Regions from separate parts of the Homo sapiens genome. Here region 1 is linked to region 2. A link is a contact called in ENCODE Hi-C or POLR2A ChIA-PET data. All regions are on one chromosome and are shown on one strand. Each heading gives the region's core, a stretch centred on a gene start or an enhancer-like site at or near the end of the contact. The rest is flanking DNA. Distances are from core to core; before and after follow the strand shown.

Region 1 (5,617 bases), core at 2,181-4,680, 150 kb before region 2:
ATGTGCTCATCAGTGGTGGACTGGATAAAGAAAATGTGGCATATATACACCATGGACTAGTACTCAGCCATAAAAAAGATAAAACCATGTCCTCTACAGCAACATGGACAGAGCTGGAGGCCATAATCCTAAGCAAATTAATGCAGGAACAGAAAACCAACTACTGAAGGTTCTCACTTATAAGTGGGAGCTAAACACTGAGCACCCTTAGACGTAAATATGGGAACAAAAGACACTGCAGACTACTAGAGGGGAGAGGAGAGCAGGGAAGAATGGTTCAGAAAACTACCTACTTTGGATTATACTCACTATTCTGGTATAATATACCCATGTAACAAACCAGCACATGTACTCCCTGTATCTAAAAATAAAAGTTGAAAGAAAAAAAATTGGAAAAATTCTCAAGGACAGTTGACTGGCCAAAGATTTTTTGAGTAATACCCCACAATCACAGGAAACCAAAGCAAAAATGGACAAACGAGATCACATTAAGCTAAAAAATAAACAAAACCCCCCCACGAGATTCTCTTATCTTAGACTTTTGACAATTTGATTATATTATGCCTCATAATAGTCTTTTCTGGGCTGATCTTGCTCATGATTCATTGAGCTTCATGAATCTGGATTTCCATATCCTTCCCAAGTGAGGAAGGTTTTCAGACAGTATGTCTTTAAAGAAAAAATATTTTTGACTTTTTATGTCTCTCTTCTCCTTCTGAAGTTTCTATACTTTCTATACCATATTCTTGGTGGTGTCTCAAAGGTCTCATGCTTTCTTTGCCACTTTTTATTCTTTTTTTACTCTAATTTGTTAATTTTAAAAGACTCTTTTTTTGAGTTCACTAATTCCTCTGCATGATTGAGTCGGGCATTAAAACTCTCTATTGACTTATTTATTTCTTTCATTGTGTTCTTCAGCTCCAGAATTTTTGTTTGGTTCTTTTTAATAGTTTATATTTCTTTATTAAATTTTTATTTTGTTCATGTATTTTTTGTTTTAGTTGTATTTTTTGTTTACTCTTTTCTTTTGCATCTCACTGAGATTTTTTAAGATGATTGTTTTGAATTACTTTAAAGGAAACTTATAGATCTCCATTTATTTGGATCAGTTGCTAAAGCTTTATTAGTTTCCTTTGGTGGTGTCATATTTGTCTGATGCTTTGTTATTTGTTTATCCTTGTACTGATGTCTGTGCATTTGAAAGAGCAGACTCTCTTTCAGTCTTTACAGACTGGTTTCGGTAGGTTAAAAGCTTCTCCTGTTAGTGTCCTGGGCTGATGAGATTGCCTTCAGTATCATGGTTGAATGGGGTTACAGCCAGATCACATGGTTGCTTACGGGTCCAGAGTGGGATCTTTGGTTCATGATCCTTTTACTAGGGCTTCTAGCAGGCTTGTATCCTATTTAGTGCCTCAGAGGGCCAAACTGGCTCTAGAATCATACTGTATAGGGCTGGGGAGGGGATGAGGGTCCACTTCAAGGTCTGTAAATGGTGGGTCTATTATTAGGTGTGTAGTTGGGGAAGAGTTTATCTAGTTTGCTGGGAAGGCTGCTCATGGGTCTCTGAGTGGGTTCCTCAACCTGTGGCACAGAGGAGTTAGTGCTAAGTCACAAGGTTTCCTCGGGGTCTATAGCTGAAACCAGTGTCTTCATGTCTGTCTCTGGGGTCATGGTTGAGTGTGTTTTCTGGCAGGTCTGTGGGCAGGCAGATTTGCCTCAGACTGTAGTTGAGTTGGGCTGGAGCTGGATCCAGAATTGTTTCAAGATCTGAAATAAAACTAAGGTCTGTGCCTGCAGGGGCACTAATGATGTCTCTCTCCAGGTCCCTGTATGGGCAAACTGCTCTCTAGCATAGCTGAGAAGTGTCGAAGCCCCTTTTCTGTCCAATTAAAGGATCTGCTGTGAAACCTAGGTCAATGGTCTCCTAGTTGGGACATGGATGCACATGTCCTCCCTCTGTATCCCTGAGCTGGCAAGACTGCTCACAGTCCACAGCTGAGAAGGGTGAAGGTCAAGATTCAAGGCTGTTTCAGAAACTACCGTGGAACTGAAGTCAGCAAGCCTGTACTGCTGACAAAGATGATTGAGTCTCACAGCAATTTCCTGTGATTAACTCAGGTCACAGTTGAGAGGAGTTTGAGTGGAGATTCAGGGCCATTTTAGTATCTTCTGTAGGACAGAGGTCAGCAAGCATGCCCCAGAGGTACAGATGTATATGTCTCCCAGGAAGTCTCTGTGGGTGAAGGACTGATCTCAAGTTGTGGCTGACACTAGTTAAAGCCAAGTTAGAGGGCTGTTTCAGGGTCTACATTGAGACTACAGTTGATATGCCTACCTCCTGAGACACTAGTGTGTGAGTCTCCTCCTGGGCCCCTGGGCAAATGGTTTTGGCAGCATGACCAAGGCCTAAATGGGGCTGAAGGCAAGCACAGGAGGATGGGTCCCTTTTCAGGTCTGGAGATGGAATCACTGTTGGTAAGTCTGCCACTTGGATGCAAATCTATTCCCTAAAACAACCTTCCTAGGTCTTGGGTTCCACTGGCATTTTACAAACTCCTACTTGAATTCCAAACTCCCTCAAAGGAACTTTTGTCTGTGGATGGCTGAAAAATTATTGTTGCTGTGGGGGCATATGTGTGGGGGACCACCTATTCTGCCAATTTACTGACTTTCCTCCTAGTAAGATTTTAAAATTACTTTTTCCCCATACATAGTTTGACTTCAGTTTTTGTCATTTACAACTAAATATTTCTATGAAAGTCGACATAATTTGTTATGGCGGAGGATGAATAAATGAAGAATGTAATGAATAGCTATTTAATATTTCAATTTCTGGTATGCTAATATATTTCAAAATTGATTAATATTTTACCTATCCAAGATATTTTTATCAAGGGTAATCTGAAGATTAAATAATCTATTTTTAAAAATTAAGTGCAAAAATTTAAGAACTAAGAGAAGTTAATAATATAACTTTGGCAATGATGCTTTTTGTGCCAGCTACAATCAATTGAGTAATTACTGCAGTAATTTTTCAGAATAATTAAGGAAAAAATCAGTAGATATCAGTTGATAATATTACTATGAGTTTTAGAATGTTTTCTATTATAATGGAAGTGACATAATAAAATAATATAAAGAAAAGAAGTATGCAATGTTAAGATTTAGCAACCTAGTCTAAAAGGCACTCTTAACAAGGTGAGGGTTGACAATGTTCGTGATCAAGACAGAAAAAAAAAAAATTCTCATAGGCACTTGAAAAATGAACCAACTAAATGACACACTTTCAAAGTCAACCTTGTACTTTTAATAGACCAAGTATCCTATATTTTGGAGGTGTGTGATGAGATAAAACTGATTTCACAATAGCCCATGTGTAGAATTTCCTGTTCAAACCTTAGTAACACGTTGATGAGAAATCTACTTTTTCCACTCTTGACTCACTCTGAGCCTTCACAGGGCAGTCTGCGAAGATTGCAGGCATTGTTTGTTCTTGTCTTGGATTTATGCCTTTAAATTTCACCTTTTATTACACAGCTATAGCAGGCCTTTTTATGAGACTAACCTGGCCTCTCCACTAAAGGATGTGTGACTTTCTGGGGACAGAAGGTATGTATTGCTACTCTCCAACTCTCTACTAGCCTACCTCATTTAGTGGGTGATTTCAAGTGCTCAATATGATACAAAGGAGGTATAATTAATATACAATAAAATCAAAGTAGAATATTGCTGTCTTCATTTGAATAACTCAGGGTAAAAACCTAAAATATGAAATATGTTGAAGGATTTCTTAAAGTTTTCAAATTATTGTTTGTGGAAATCTAGTGGGTTTGTTGATCAATATCGTTTAAGGGAAAGCTATTAACATCACAATAATGAACAATTAATTTTGTATTTTGTAATCAGTACATCATGTATCTTTGAATAATAATTTATATTTAGCTTAGCCATTAAAGATTATTAAAATAAATCAATCAATTGATGAAAGCCAAATACAATTCCTCAGACACGTAGATTAGAGAAAAGCAGTTTTTATTTTTAATAAAAATCAGAATGAGGTAGATTACATAAAATGCTAAAGGTATTACAAAGCAATAAAAATACTTTTTAAAAATTGATCAAAATATTGCAAAAAAAGATGTAGCGCATGGACATAGGAGACTTATCTGAAGATTTATTTTCCATGCTTTAACTGACATGAATCAGAAACAGTAACATAACAATTGTGACTAAAATAATAATTAAAGTAGCTAATGCTTATTGAGAACTTTAAGTGCCAGGTTGAGTGGTAAATGTTTTACATGCAACGTTTTATATGTTCTTATGCCCATTTTAGATTAACAAACTGGGTTATTAAAAATAGAATAACTTTTTAAAGGTCGCACATTATAAGTGTCAAAGCTAGAATTAATTCTAGATCTCACTGACTCCAGAGCCCATTGACTAAATGATTTAATTACATTATCTGAAATTTTACAAGTACTTATACAACTAAAGTGGCCTTTACTCACTTTGACAACCATAAAATCATTCTATAAGTTTAAATGAAATGTGCTTTAACATGAATTACCTATACTTTTATTTATCATTTTTTGGTTCATAATTTAGCCAGGAAATAAATTACCAATTACTAATTAAATTACCAATACTTCTGTAAGTATTAACAATTTATGTAGTGTTCCTAATACTATTTAGGTTATGCATAAGTTAACTGTGTCACATAGCATTTTCTGTCATATACAAATATTTAATTTTTTATAATTTTTAATAAATAATTTTTAATAATTTCTTAGAACATTTCAGCCATTAAGAAAAGACCATTTAATTACCTCTATTGATTTTCATTAATGTGTATAAATTACTAATTAAAAGTAATGTAGTGCAAGAAATTTTTATATATATATATGTCAACTTTACTATTACTCATGTGCAGACCACATAGTCTTAACCATTACTGGATTTCAAAATTAACATAAAAATGAGTGCAGAAGTTTTTCTAATACAACATTTTAATTTTTAACACAGGTAAAACATCAGACTTTAAGAAATATATTTTTATTCCTGAACTTCTTTATTCCTTAGTAATTTATTGCTTCTCATTGCCCCAGCAATAATATTTTGTCAAATGCAGAAAATTTATCTTTTTTTTTTGAGTCGGAGTCTCACTCTGTCGCCCAGGCTGGAGTGCAGTGGCACAATCTCCGCTCACTGCAACCTCTGCCGCCCATGTTCAAGAGATTCTCCTGCCTCAGCCTCCCGAGTAGCTAGGACTACAGGCGCCTGACATCATGCCCGACTACTTTTTGTATTTTTAGTAGAGACGGAGTTTCACCGTGTTAGCCAGGATGGTCTCGATCTCCTGACCTCGTGATCGGCATGCCTCGGCCTCCCAAAGTGCTGGGATTACAGGCGTGAGCCACCGCGCCCGGCCTAAAAATCTTTTTTTAAAACAAATATTCATAAGAAACGTGTTTAGGCTTGAAGAAAATCAGAGAAAGAACTTTAGATTATTTAATGCAAAATGAGCTCCAATACTCGTTCTCCACCTCACCCTTTTAATTGCACTAGGGAATCCTGTATATAAACCATTTATTAACTTCTTAACTACTGTTATTAT
Region 2 (6,268 bases), core at 1,370-3,869:
TAATCAAGATGATGGTGAGACAACTTGGGGCGCATTCCGAAAAATACATATTTAGAAAATTGAGGCCGGGCGCAGTGGCTCTGCTGGGTACGGCATAATCCCAACACTTTGGAAGCCGAGGCAGGTGGATGACCTGAGGTCAGGAGTTCGAGACCAGCCTGGCCAACATGGCGAAACCCTGACTCTACTAATAACACAAAAATTAGCTGGGCATGGTGGCGGGCGCCTGTAGTCCCAGCTACTTGGGAGGCTGAGGCAGGAAGGTGGGAGAATCACTTGAACCAGGGAGGCTGATGTGGCAGTGAGCCAAGATCGTGCCACTGCACTCCAGCCTGGACGACAAGAGCAAAACTCCATCTCCAAAAACGAAAATTGGACTTTGAGCTGGCTTTCACTGGATAAGTAAGGTTTAGAAATCTGTGCAGTATATTCTGGAAAAGGAAAAGTAGTGAGATGCAAAAGTATAGGTTATAAGCAAATTCAGGCAGGTAATGAGGATTAACTGTAACATTTCCTGTGGTTTATTTTTTGTTACTTAATTATGAGCACTCATATAGGAAACATATCTTTCGTTTCAGGCTACTATTTTCCTGATTAGTTAAATGTACAAATGATACACATTCAGTGTAATTTAATCATTTTTACATTAGATTGAGCAATGTAAAATGAGACTATCCTACACTGGTAGGCAAATTTCTATTACTAAGTATAATATTCCATCATGCCTCTCTGTGTGAAAAACAAGAAACTGCCTATTTAATCTTTTACCAATGCTAAGTTTTCCAAAAAATGTGACCTACCTTTCTGGAGTTCTATGTTGGGTCCTGGAGTAAATGCTGGCTCAATACTCAGTTTAGTAAAAGCTATAAGAAATGATTAGAAATTTGTTTAATTAGGTATGGGTTTATGAAATACTAAAATATTACACATTAGCAAGATGAAGCCTTTATTATTAAATGATGTCTTCACAGTTTTGATTTTTATGGAGACTTGCTTAGAAAAACTTACAATTTTTCAACAAAATTCCCAACGTAGACATCAACGAAAGGCATATTATCCCTAAGGTCCCAGAAATTAACCTCCACAGAGTGGTCTTAAACACTGTAGAGAAAGACAGACAGAGTAATGACTTAAAGAGCAAACTCAGGAGCTGAGTTCTTAAAAGCAGAAACTAGTGACGGAGAATCCACAACATTCTTTCATTTGATAACGGAGTCATCTTGCCAATAAAACACTGAAGACTTTCCAATCGGGACTTCACCCAATACCAACATTTTTATGTGATGTATCTTATTCTTCAGGAAGATTATTCAAACATTTTCTTCTCTACCAGCTCTGTTGCAGTAAAGTGAATTTACCATTTATTTTAAATTGGCAGAGGTGCTTAAAGATCTGGAGGTAGAAGATATTAACAAGCACCACGTTGTGTTTTATGGACTTACATAACAGGCATTTATTTTTATTCTCTCAACAAAATCACAAGATAGATAGTATGGTTCTCATTACATAGATGAGAAAACATAAGGTCCAATAATAATGTTATTTTCTCAAGGTATCAAAGCAAGTAAGTATCCAAGTCAGAAATCACATGAAAGTGTGTCTAGCTCAAGAATCTTTCATTCAACGTAGTCTACCATTGTCACAATAATACTAGTTGAGAGTATGCCCTCTCCTCATCTCAGTGCAGGTTTTGCTCTGATAAATGTCTAGCTGCTCATTGGTTCGTAGAGATATTATAGGGAAAAGAAGACATAGGAACATTCTGGACTTGGTGTGATAACTGATAACAAATTGATGGGTAACAACTTTGAGGCCTGGCTTCATTTCACAGTATATTGAACATACATAAACAATCCTTTTTCCCCTAGAACATTCCATTTGTTCATACTCAAAATTACTTGCTTTTAGGCCTTTCACCTAAAACATTTCAACATTAGGAGATTCTGTGCTAACGTGAACACACTCTCAAAGAGTGATGTCATTAACAACAGTACAATGTGTCAAACTGTTCATTTGTGTAATTTTTGGATGTCACAACATAAATAGTCAATTAAAACCTTTTCAGCATTGTGTCATTAATATTTGGCATTTTCTATTGCTATACTAGAACACTGTTGCTCACAATTTAACCAGGCTAAAGTTCAGTTCTCACTCAGAATTTAAAGGTAGCCCTGTCAGAAACCACTCTTCAAACCTGTGGAAAAAACTTCATGAAATCATGTCTAAGTTATACAATGAAGAATCAGGAAAATATAATGAATGTGGAAAGTGCTAATGCATGAAAATCCTAAAAACATCCACTGTTAATCATGTCCTTTTCTCTTAAAGCATTACCCCAAAATCAGCCAATCCAAGAAATAGCTTTTCTGGTTATTTTTAATTTAGTGACTGAAATCACACATACCTGCCATGAGAAATTATGTTCCAAGAGCGAAGTAGAGAAGGCACGATGTGTACTTTTTCAGAAAGAACAGCGTTGAATTGTTGAAGCTGAGCTGGAGATTAAAGAATCTGAAAGTTGAGTATGAAGAAATTTAGCAAAAATAGAGAATGAAAAATTGTGTATTTAAATGATGTTCTTGAATCATCTATTGGTGAGACATGTATTATAGTGTGAATAAGAAGCAGTAGAATCACAAGCCTCTGAAGTGTTCCAGGAACCACAATACAGGAAATTCTCACAGTACTTTTGCAATATTAACACTTTGGCAAGGACTAAAGAAGGTGAGAGGAGGTCAGAGGGAGTTTTGTTGCTGTTTTGTTTTTTATTGTTTGAAAATCAAATTCATTTTAAAGGGTTATCTGGAAAATGAAGGAAATGATGGGCAAACCAAAGGTAAATTTACTTAGCATAACAAAATTACTTACAGAATTTTCCTCTTTTAATAATAAACATTTATTATTTACCTTGTACTTAACACAATTTAAAGCACTTGGCATATCTTAGCTCATTTATTTCTGTAAATGGCTTGATAGTAAAGATATATAAATATCTTCAATCTATCAAAGAGAAAACTGAGGCATACAGAGCTAAGTAATTTGCCCAAGGTCACATAAATTGGGATTTCCATGTCTCACTCTGTTCTTCTGATCTCTACCTAATTATCCTGGCCACGACAGGCAAAGTTCAAAAAAGTAGAACTGGATGGGTTTCCCACTTGGACGCCTCATTCACGTTAGCCTTAAAAGCTTTTTTCAACACCTCAATTTTCATTTTCTTAAAGTTCTTTAAGCACGACTTCAGCTTCTTTATTTTCCTTATTTTTACTAATACATTATTATATTGTTTAGTGTGTTATCTAATTCAGATACTATACTGATACTTCGATATACACTTTTTCATCTACAGAAGAGTAACCTTGTTAATAGGAATATCAAATGTGGAACAGGTCAAATTTCCAATGTGGAAGAGATTGGCTATAATAAGAATCTTGAAAGGAGAGATTTCGATCCATGATTTAGTATCTGGAAATACAATCTACCATGCACCCCCATACAAAAGCAGACACTCAAATAAACGTTTTGTGTATTATATTTTGTATATTGTTTATGTTCAAGCATTATAATATTACTATAGATAAACCCTTTTGTAAAAGATGGGCTTTCAACCAACAACAGAAAAAAATGAAAGAAAAGACTACTTTGACTTCTCAGTTTTTATGAAGTCAAAACTTTCCATCTTTTCAGTTTGCATTGTGTGCCTAGAGCTGCTTTCATTGCACCAACAAATTTGTTGAGCTATAAATCCTCACTGAAGAATATAAGCGTAAAATCTACTTCATCCAGACTGTATGCAAATCTTAGTTGAAGTGATTTATTTAAAAATCCTTTGCTTACTTGAAATCTATTCATTTTTAGTGTTAGAAAAAGCTGGTCTGGAAGAAACCTGTCTGATACTATTTTTCCCCCATGTAAAATTGCCTCAAAATATAGGAGATTAGGGGTTTGCTTTTAGTTTTTCTCTTGAGAGAGTACAAATTTATGACAGAATGTGCAATAGGGATTATTACTACACTTTCATTACTAACACAACCACCTTTATTTGGAAGTTAGAGGTTCTAAGTTTTTAGAACCCTGTTTGGTGAGAATACGTCCATCAGTCATTGTCCTTTTTTTCATCTTAGTTCACTGACTTAGAAATAAAAATCCAACAAATACAAGTTTACTTCAAGAACTCCAGGCTTAAATATTTAAGATACCTAAACACACACACACACACACACATACACACACACAGTAAACATATATGTATATACCTCTTTAACTCTTTCTGAGCTGCCAACTCTGATTGTTCTTTTTTTGTTTGTTTTTGTTTGTTTGTTTTTTGAGATGGAGTCTCTGTCACCCAGGCTGGAGTGCAGTGGCTCACTCGGCTCACTGCAAGCTCCGCCTCCCGTGTTCACGCCATTCTCCTGCCTCGGCCTACCGAGTAGCTGGGGCTACAGGCTCCCGCCACCACGCCCAGCTAATTTTTTGTATTTTTTTTTTTTAGTAGAGACGGGGTTTCACCGTGTTAGCCAGGATTGTCTCGATCTCCTGACCTCGTGATCCGCCCGCCTCGGCCTCCCAAAGTGCTGGGATTACAGGCGTGAGCCACCGTGCCCGGCCTCTGTTCTTTCTATTTATTTTTGTACGTAGACAGGTGAATGATTTCCATGTACTGTATCTCTCCCACTCATCTCCACTTGTTCCTGAAGTTATCATTGCCTCGCCTATGTCCCTTGGAATATTTGGGGAACTATGGCCAACTAGTTATCTGTATAGCTGTATCTATGGGTTCTTTTTTTCTCCAATAACTGCTGAAAGCCTTGCTGTTCTCAGACATGCTAATCCGGAAGTGCTGAATAATCATCACCAGAATGGGCGTCAACAAACGAATCTTGTGATTTGCTATACAGTCCAGCAGTCTCAGCCCTAAAGTCAGGTAATTCTGAACATTGTGTTTTGCCCAGTTCCCAGAATTACTCAATAGTGTTATGTTCCAGTCACCTCCTCTAGAAGCTAGATTAAGAAAATAACCTTTATTGCGTTCCACTTTCCCTTTCCTATTACATTTCCTTTCCTACATTTATTGCATACACAATTCCAAATAAAGTTTCTACTCAAAGTATTCTCTGAGTGTGCTGCCGAGAGAAACCAGACTAAATTCCGCTGAAATATCCAGCTTCACTTACATAAATTTGCTTTTGAAAAGTTAGGTATCCTGCCAAAAGAACGTCTCTCTTTGCAGGACTTTCCATCCCCTAGTATCCATTGCAGGAAGATGCCCTCTTCCTCCCCTGCAATTTACTAGTGCCCTTGGTAAGAGCAAGTGATGACTTCAATAGCTAAGTCAACTTTTAAACCTTAGTCAAAAGCCAGGGAAAAGAAACTAATGTTCACTTAACATATAAACAGTGAAGTCTTTTCCCTACCTAAAAATGTATAACTAAAATGTTGCAGAACAAAATAACAGTATACGTTCTAGTATCCCCAAGGGAAAAATTTATTTTGATCTCACTGCTTTTAGAAAATGCATTCTTTGAGCGGAAAGAAAATTGCTCACATCAGGCTGCAAATTATTCTTTTAACAGAGAGAGAGGGCTCCCTGAGAAAAAACAAAAGACGTTACTGACCTGGTAAAATCTCATTGTAAACATGCTAATAACAAACCTACTAGCTATAGTGGTTTCTTATATATAGTGTGTTTTGCTTGCAAAATCCTTATCAATGGAATGATTTTAGCAGGATGTATTAGATTGTCTAAAATTGTTAGTGGTAAAATCAAATAAAAAAATAAAACTAAGGCTGGGCATAGTGGCTCACGCCTGTAATCTCAGCTCTTTTGGAGGCCAAGGCAGGTGGATCACCTGAGGTCAGGAGTTCAAGGCCAGCCTGGCCAACATGGAGAAACCCTGTCTCTACTAAAAATACAAAATTAGTCGGGCATGGTGGCACTCACCTGTAACCCCTGCTACTTGGGAGGCTGAGGCATTAGAGTCTCTTGAACTTGATGAGCTGAGATCGCACCATTGCACTCCAGCCTGGGTGACAAGAGCAAAACACACTATATAAAAAAAAAGCATAAAACTAGAATCTGTGGGTTTATGGAGGCTGGCTTCCTGGAAAAATGTCACATAAGCTATGTGTAACCATAACCATGTAACCATCTGAGTATAAAATGGAGATGTGTCATAACCAAAACATCTCCTTTTGTGTAAACGGTGCAGCCACAAACACCATTAAGAGACCTCATATGTTTATCTGTTTGTCTGGGCCAGAGTGTGTC

What was found. Hi-C counts contacts between places; a loop is a spot of excess contacts on that map. ChIA-PET counts read pairs that join two places held with the same protein, here RNA polymerase II (POLR2A).
Region 1: a loop to region 2 is called in a map of natural killer cell, with 2.1 times the contacts of the local background. The contact joins the promoter of KLRC1 here to the promoter of KLRD1 in region 2. A Hi-C loop is called at or near these places in 1 of 168 maps with a recorded cell type or tissue (natural killer cell). POLR2A ChIA-PET finds 5 or more read pairs at or near these places in 1 of 52 experiments (activated CD4-positive, alpha-beta T cell).

What each region holds. Positions count from the first base shown.
Region 1 is chr12:10,451,190-10,456,806 of GRCh38, reverse strand. It overlaps KLRC1 (killer cell lectin like receptor C1), which reads left to right and starts at 3,430. Exons shown (of 7, transcript NM_002259.5): 1 at 3,430-3,609.
Region 2 is chr12:10,304,221-10,310,488 of GRCh38, reverse strand. KLRD1 (killer cell lectin like receptor D1) reads right to left here and starts at 2,619. Exons shown (of 6, transcript NM_002262.5): 1 at 2,405-2,619; 2 at 1,009-1,101; 3 at 801-863. The coding sequence starts at 2,411.